Linked DNA regions of Homo sapiens: region 1 is linked to region 2. A link is an interaction called in ENCODE POLR2A ChIA-PET data of the cell type or tissue named here. Cell type or tissue: PC-9. All regions are shown on one strand. Region 1 overlaps SKAP1 (src kinase associated phosphoprotein 1). Region 2 overlaps NFE2L1 (NFE2 like bZIP transcription factor 1).

Region 1 (4,000 bases), 180 kb before region 2:
ACTGTTTGACAAATTACACATGCAAAAAGCTCAAAACCACAAAGAGAACAACTTTCTTATTGCCATTGGGTTTGTCTGATTTATAGAACAAAGGGAAGAAGTTTTGTTTTGGGGGTAAAATACCCAATCATGGGCTTATTATATCTCTTTAAAGTCCTATTTTTATTTTTACTAGGGGAAGTCAGGGAATTTGAAAGGGCAGGGAGGGAGATGGCTTGCTCAAGCATTTTTCACCAGAGAATTCCACAGTAATATTTGTTTTAAATGGGAGAGTCCTGTAGTTAAGTTGAGAAATTAGTTATAATGTTTGTATCTGATTACCTAAAGACTGGAAGGTAATAGTGTGTGACGAGTTACATTTTACATCACAGTCCAGGTATAGTCAATTTGCAAAATGGAAATATTGTGGTGGCAATGTTCCTTCGAAGAGTTAGAGCTATCACAGAAATAAAACTTCATATAAGCATTTATTGTTATAATGCCAAGAGTTGATTCTTGATTTTTACAGAACTTTCTCCAAAAAATATTCTACCATTCCTTTTACAGTACAGGCTCAAGTCTTGGCATATTCAATAGACTAGCCAATCCAATTCTAACCGTTTTTATTCAGTGTGGTTCCTGAGAATAATTTGATAGACCTACTAGGGGAGATCCTATCACACTTACAGTATTCTAAGACCTTCTTTTGCACTACAGGTTATCAAATGGCCTTCCTATTAACAAAGGTTCAAACCACACCATCAAATGGTTCAAACCACATAACCCCTTGTCTTAGGAGTTAAGCTAGCTTCCTAACCCTTCCTTGCAGTGGTTAACTCCACTGAGGAGCTTTCTATCAGCAATAATAGCTTCAAGGTGGGAAATAAAAAATGGAGAGTGTTTAAATTGTTAATGGGTTTCATGTTCTTGTCACTGTTGAGGGTTTGTTCCCTTTTATAAACTCATAGTTTTTGGTTGACATTGCTTTTATGCGAGCCATCAGCCAGTTGGTGATGGTGTTGCTGTGTTAGACCATTACTGCCGGATTGTATTTGCAGTAAAGAAGGAGAATGGAGGCTGTAAATCTGTAACTGGAGATTTAGGGCTCTGTTACTCTGCAGTTTAGGCCCATGTGCTGGGGAGTCCATTCTCCTCCGGCAGAATTATACCCTGAAAACATGCCTTTCTAGGCACACTGATCAACGACGTTCATTCCCTGGGCTACCAAGGCACTTAATACAGCTAATTCAGTTAAAGAAGCCCGAGGGGTGAGGTGGATGAGCCTCTTTCCCTGCTGGAAGCCAGATGCCAGGCAGGTTAGTGATATTGCTTTATCCCTTCCCCCAGGTAAAGCTTCCAGGAGAAGCAGTTACTGCAAACGCAGAGAAAAATAATAAGAAAATGCTTCTAGTGTTGTTGGACTCAGTTCTCCTTCAAGCAGGAAATGCTGTCTTAACTCAACCTCATTAACCCCTTTGATACTAAGCCCATTATCAGGAATATTCAGGAAGCACATTCTTTCAGAATTCAGGATGTGTCAGGAGCCTTGATATCTTGACATCATTGTACAAAACTACCAGCAAAGAATGGAAAGTAAGAGAATAAGTGCTTTTGGGACAGGTAACTAAAAATGGAAAAAACTCCCAGTTTGGAAGATTATATCTGTTACTGCTGGGTTCAGAAATATTTTGAAAAGACACCAGAATTAAGTATATTTAGAATCACTTTATCAATCATGTATCATTTCTACTATTAGATGTTTTATAGTGAAAAGAATGTTGGAATGTTTCTTTGGCTGGTGAAAGTTTTAAGCATGGTTTTAGATCTGTTTTGTTTTGCTTTGTTAGGCCTTCCCCGAGAGAGGAAGAGTATTAAATATAGACTTATCTGCATGATCCATGTGAGGCATCTGGGTCTGCTTTTTGTGTCAGCTGAGGCACAAATGTGCATGATTTAACCATACAACTATTGAACTAGCATTGGCCTATTAAGACTTCAGATGATCTGTTCATGAGCTGTCAGCCCAAATTGAGCTTGAAGCCTGCTGTAAAAGATCTAATTTTCATAATTATCCAGAACCTTCACACCCTGCTTCCCTTCAGTACCACCCACCTCCACACATGCACACAGAGGAGTAAACACATACATATGGACACAGAGACACAGGGCAGCACTGTCCCTGGAGATTCATCAGGCCTCTTGCCCGAAAATGCAGAGTTCATCCAGGGGTCAGAACTGGCTTTGACTTCCTGTTTGAGGAGCCCCATGTGTGGTGTTCCAGCATTGCTAGAGGCTAGTGATGACTAAGTAACCTTTTCACACTATAGCCTCCCACCAAGAAACAAGGTCCCTTATGATCTTGGACCCAGAGTGATTAGGGCACAACAAATATCTTTTTAATATATAAGGTGGAACTAATGCCAGTAGAAATAGCACTTTGCTGTCTCATGGCCTCACATTTATAAAAAGAGGATAGAGCTGTTGTCTTTGAAGATGAAGAATTTTAAAGGCAACCTGATTTAGTCTCAGAGTACACTAGGGACTTTCATCGTTTAGTAGTTGCTTAAGGCTAACTTTGAGCTTTACCTGACCCAAGTCTTCAAAGGAAGCCATCATACTATGTGTGGAGTTCAGCTGGTAATATCTTTCTAGGTAATCTGGATTGTGAACGAGTGGGAACAGGCAGCACTTTCAGGTTTAACTCTTTGCAGCACTGGGATAACTGGCACATGCTTCAAGGATTAGGTCATTCTGATGTCCCTCCAGTAATTCCACTGGAACAACACTGCACAATAAACCATTTGGTTTCTGGACATATATTGCCCATGTGTGAAGGGTGGACAGGCAGCACTTTACTAGGTTCTTCTCATACAACCTCAGGTTTTTGAGGCTGCTGAGGTTTAAATCCCTTGTCTGAATATGGGACAACTGTATTTCTATACTGGTTGTCGATTGTCTTTGCCCTCAGAGGGCATTTGCTGCAACTCAGGGTTCTACAGTTAGAATAAAAGGAGTTATTTCCTGTCTTCACTGCTTTTTTGCTTTTTTTTATTTTTTTATCATGAGTGGAGACTGAGTACATTACTCAAACCTTGGCTTTTCCCTGAGGTCCGTTGTTTACAGAGAGACATTTGGGTCCCTGGGGCTCACTCCCATAAAATCTTATTATCATATATTTCAAGGCATAAACTTCAGTTGTCAGCTCAGGAGCAGTTCTGAAAGCACTGGCTGCTCTTGTTTTTCTTCTCCTTTACTCTGGTTTATTTTTCTTGCAGCTTTGGCTTTTTTTTTTCCCTTCTCCCTCATATCTAGCAATGCTCAATTCCAAGCTGGCTCGCTCCTTATTCCACTAATTAGACAAGAAGTCCAGAGAGGCCATTATTAGATTCTGAGAATCTTTATCAGAGCCCATTATGGCCTTAAATACTGCACAAACATTTTACTAACTGAATCCATGAACATTTCAGCTGATCCACCTTTGGTCTTTAACATCTACCTTCTTTTGTACCTATAGAGTTATGTTACTGATGATAGAGGTTCTCAACAGCTTATTTTTCTTTGTATTAATTTTCTTAGAGGCCATGATTCAAGTTCATTCTCTCTCTCTCTCTCTCTCTCTCTCTGTCTCTCTCTCTCTCTCTCTCATTCTAATTACTGTTGGTGGGGGTGGAGGGGGTCTGAGAAGCCTGCTTTTCCTTGGTGAGATACGTGTGAGTATGTGTAATGTCATATGTGTTAATGTCACCAGTGAGTAGGATTCATGGTTGCCTGTTTTTCTCTCATTTTCTTTACAGAGCCAGGGATTATTTGTATGGACCAATGGTCTCAGTTTTCTTTCAATGGAAGAATAATTCTGCATTATAATATAGTAACTGCAAAAGAAAGCTTTTTCTATTTCACTCTTTTCTTTCTTAATTCACTGTCTAGTGAGTTTCTGATTGACTCACAGACCAATTAAAGTAAAATTTAATGGAAGAATAGATTAACTCCCTGAGGTTTCCCTACCATCCATCACATTTTT
Region 2 (4,000 bases):
CTAATTTTTAGTCTTGGTTTTTTCACCCCTTTACGTATCTTGGTTTTATCTGGCTTACAGACTTTAGTCAATTCTGAATTAGGAAAGAGTTCTTGTTTGATATGACCAAACCTTTCCAACTGGAGACTGGGGAGTTGTGGAGAGGCTCTTATAAACTGAAACATAAGAAACCATCATTATTCTTACAATTCTACTGAATTGTAAACATTACTGAAGTAGTATCACTAAAGGACTGAGCTGAACCAGGTTACAGGGTGGTATCCAGGAGTTTGAGATCACAGCTTCCATTAAGAGGATCATAGCTTCCACTCCTAAACCCTGCCCAATAATCTCACAGAAGCCAGGTGCAATGGCTCACGCCTATAATCCCAGCACTTTGGGAGGCTGAGGCAGGCGGATCACTTGATGCCAGGAGTTTGAGACCAGCCTGGGCAATATAGCGAAAGCTTGTCTCTACAAAAATTACCTAGGCGTGGTGGCGTGCGCCTGTAGTCCCAGCTATTCAGGAGGCGGAGGTGGGAAGATGGCTTGAGCCCAGTGGCAGTTGCAGTGAGCCGAGATCACGTCACTGCACTCCAGCCTGGGAGACAAAGCAAGACCCTGCCAATAAAAAGACTGCTGAGTGAGTGTTCATTCTTCCAGCATCTACTAAACACCTGCCCTAACATGGGCATGTGGAAGTTCCAGCATCCCAGAGACCTTCACACATTACAGCTCTTCACAGGGCGGGTAGTTGAGCAGTTTGAGGGAAAGCAGATTCTAGCCCCCTCAGCTGGGGAGGTTTCCCAGTGTCCTAAACCTTGGCCTCCTGCTTCTCTTTAGTGGCCCTGCTCCTGCTTAACACAGTAGTGCTTGTCACATGTTAGTCGCTGCCATGGATTTCTCAGGTTTTCAACATCATAACTACACTCCAATTCTCTGCACCCCTTTGGCAGGTGAGGCCAATAGAAAAATAACAGCACAGTTGAGTTTAAAAATGTAGTTTGTAGCAGGTGGACAGGTAAAGAGCTGGGTTAAATGACACCTCCACCTATCCTAGCTGTATGAGAATAAAAAAACTCCGAATCCTTCCTGAGAGGATTGAGCTGGCTAACCCTATGAAGTACATGGTGTCTAATGCCTGCCCCCAAGGTTTAATACAATATTTAAGACTTGCCTTTTGAAGTTCCCCACTGTCAACCTCCCCAGTTCTCCACCCATCTTCCCATGTGAGCTCTGCCTTAGCCACGCAATGGCCAGTCCTCCCTACAATGAGTCCATTTCCTTTATTCTCAATTTAAATTCAAAGTGGGGAAAAAGTGCACTTAAGAATGAATCATCCATTTTATTTTATTTTGTCATGTGCTCAACAGCATCTCTCTCTCTCTCCCCTCTCCCTGGCAGGTCACAGAGATAAATTAAAAATAAAATCTACAAGGAAAATAATTTATAAAAGCACTCCCAGGTTCACACCTTCTATCCCTACTGCTCAGTTAGGCACCCCCTAACTGGGAATCAGTGCTTCCCCCCACCCCCATTTCACTCCCACTTGTCTGGGGCAGACGGTACTCCAGAGCCGGGCAGGGGTGAGGGCAGCAGTGGCAAACAGTTAAAAATAAAGACATTGTAGTCCTGGAACCATCTGGCCACCTTGGCACTCCCATGTCTGCCTCCCCCAGGCAGCCCTCCAGGAGCCTGTGCGAAGCTGGGGCTGTGGAGAAGCTGCCTGTGGCTGAGAGCTTGTGTGTTTGGGGAGGTGCTCTCAGCCTGTCATATGCACTTCTCAATCTTCTAGAAAGAAACCCAAAAAAGAAAGCAGACGACGACCTCGGGACAGAGGAGAAAAATCCCAAGTGTTCACACAGTTACACGGAGTCTTTATGGCAAAGAGAACATTTAGCAGCTTTGAATATTGGGCATCTCCTTTTTACTCAACACAAGCATTCTAGACCCTATAAGTGAAACAGGGCACAAGCCCTAAAAAAATCAAAGCGCAAGAAATTCTAAGAGGACTAGTTCTTTTGTTGTTGCTGGGTTGTGTAATTTTTTGTGTTTTCCCAGTGATAAGCCCAGTTGTTGGTAGGCAGAGGCCCGAGGGAAGGGTGACTCCCCAGTGTTGTGCTGAATCCTGCCTGGAGGCTGCTACACTAGATTCTCCATCATTCCTCTGCCTCACAGCAGTCCCAGAAGAGGAAGGCTGCAGGCCCAGTTCCCGGAGCACTGCCATCACCCTACCCCAGCTTACAGAAGAGCTCAGGCAGTCTGTGAGGGGTGGGGAACACAAACACCGGACCAGGGGAGGACGGCATACACATGCAGGCTCTGATGGAGACAATGGGAGCCTCAGCTCAGGGGTGGCTGGAGCACGGAGGGAGATGGAGTGGCAAGGCAGTGAATGACATGCGTGATGTTGGGGCTGTTGCAACATGGGACCACGTGACCCTTTCCTGTTCACTCTACCCTTTGACTCTAAATCTCAAAGCCAGTGTTGGGGCCCAGTGGCTCCATTCGATTGAAACATGGCCAATGATATCCAAGAGCTCCCCTTCAGGGATGTCAAAATGCAAGGAGCAGAAAGAGTTAACACCGTCCCTCCCCACCCCCACCCTGTGTCTGTGTACCCCACCCCCCCCGGGGTGAAAATTGGGGTTTATCACACCAGTGATCTAGGCCCACCAGTCACTCCAACCTGCTGCCTGGAATCCTGGCCAGAGCCAACCTTAACCTTCCCTCTGATTTTCTTCCCGCTTTGATTTTTTTTTCGGGGGGGGGGGGGTTCCTTCCTTCCTTCCTTCTATCCCTCCTTCCTGAAATGAGACTTTCTGCCACCTTCCCTTCCTCTCACAGGTCCATTCCTTCCCCTCTGTCGGCCTTTGCTCCACATAGCTCCTCTACCTCCAGCAACTCCACCACCACCCCTGCCTCACAGGAAAGGGGTAGGGTGAGGACCCTGTCCGTCTAAATGGTCTGGCCACTTCCACTCCACCCGAGTGGAGCTGAGCCAGCCAGTGCCTGCCTCTTCCTGTACACTGACCCGCAGTCATCCCATCTGAGAAGATATATTGGATAAGAAGGCATTTAAGTCCCCGCTGTAGGTCCAGGTCCAGGTCCAGGTCCAGCCCTTCTCCAGTTTCGGTCTTGGTGGGCTTCAAACCCCCTTCTTCCCCAGGCTCACTTTCTCCGGTCCTTTGGCTTCCTCTCCTGCCGCCGGGCCTGCTGGTCGGCCATCGTGCGGGGGATGAGGAGGACACTGCCGTCCCCGGCGTACTGGAGCGCATACTGACTGGGCGAGTAGGGTCGTCCGTTCTCATCTCGCAGCCGCCCAAACACCTCCTGGTACAGGCTCTGGACCTTCTGCTTCATCTGTCGCAGGGAGCGCAGGAACTCCACTTTCTCCCGCAGCAGCCGGGCTTTGTCACGCTGCAGGTCCTCCACATCACGCTCCAGATTCAGGATGGTGTCCAGCTTGCGCTTGCGGCAGTTCTGCGCCGCCATCTTGTTCTTGCCCCGGCGCCGGATGTCTCGGATGAGGCTCAGCTGGGCTTCACTCAACTGGTATTTGGACAGCAGTTCATTGAACTCCTCCACAGGCAGGTTGATGATTTTGTCATTGGTGAAAGGGATCTTCATGGCTCGGGCTCGGTGCTCATCCCGGCTCATCTGCTTGTCCAGGAAGTCAGCCTGCTTCTCCTTGCTGCCTTTCTTGAGGGCACTGGGTGGTGGCAGGTCGGCTGAGTCCAGGGCACTGGGTGCCATGTTGTATGTGTGGTTGTGGCCCACGTGCTCCAGGTAGGGCAGGCATGAGAGCTGAGCTGGATCCTGGTAGCTCATGCGGCAGAACTTGGAATACTCAGGCTGGTAGCCCACAGCACCCTCGGCCTCTTCCAGATCCAGGGTCTCAGAGTCAGAGCTGTAGCCAACCGCACCTTCCTCAGAAAAGGAGGAAGAGGCAGAGGAAGAAGCAGAGGAAGAAGAGGAAGAGGAGGAGGAAGAAGAGGAAGAACTGCCTTCAGAGCTGCTT

Evidence for each region. Peaks named below come from ENCODE experiments on the same cell type or tissue, not always from the same donor. Only the 100,000 strongest peaks of a DNase experiment are listed, where the experiment ranks them.
Region 1: POLR2A ChIA-PET joins it to region 2 with 5 read pairs; 3 of 35 experiments call an interaction of 5 or more read pairs at or near these places.

Annotation. Positions count from the first base shown.
Region 1 is chr17:48,239,453-48,243,452 of GRCh38, reverse strand. The region is part of intron 4 of SKAP1 (src kinase associated phosphoprotein 1); the gene reads left to right. Among named protein-coding and RNA genes, the nearest start is that of SKAP1-AS2, 53 kb to the left of the region's middle. In PC-9, no CTCF peak of the experiment used is centred here; DNase peaks (open chromatin) are centred at 2,232 and 2,702; H3K27ac peaks cover 3,870 bases.
Region 2 is chr17:48,058,792-48,062,791 of GRCh38, reverse strand. NFE2L1 (NFE2 like bZIP transcription factor 1) reads right to left here. Exons shown (of 6, transcript NM_003204.3): 6 at 1,247-4,000. The coding sequence ends at 3,151. Among named protein-coding and RNA genes, the nearest start is that of NFE2L1, 12 kb to the right of the region's middle. In PC-9, no CTCF peak of the experiment used is centred here; no DNase peak of the experiment used is centred here.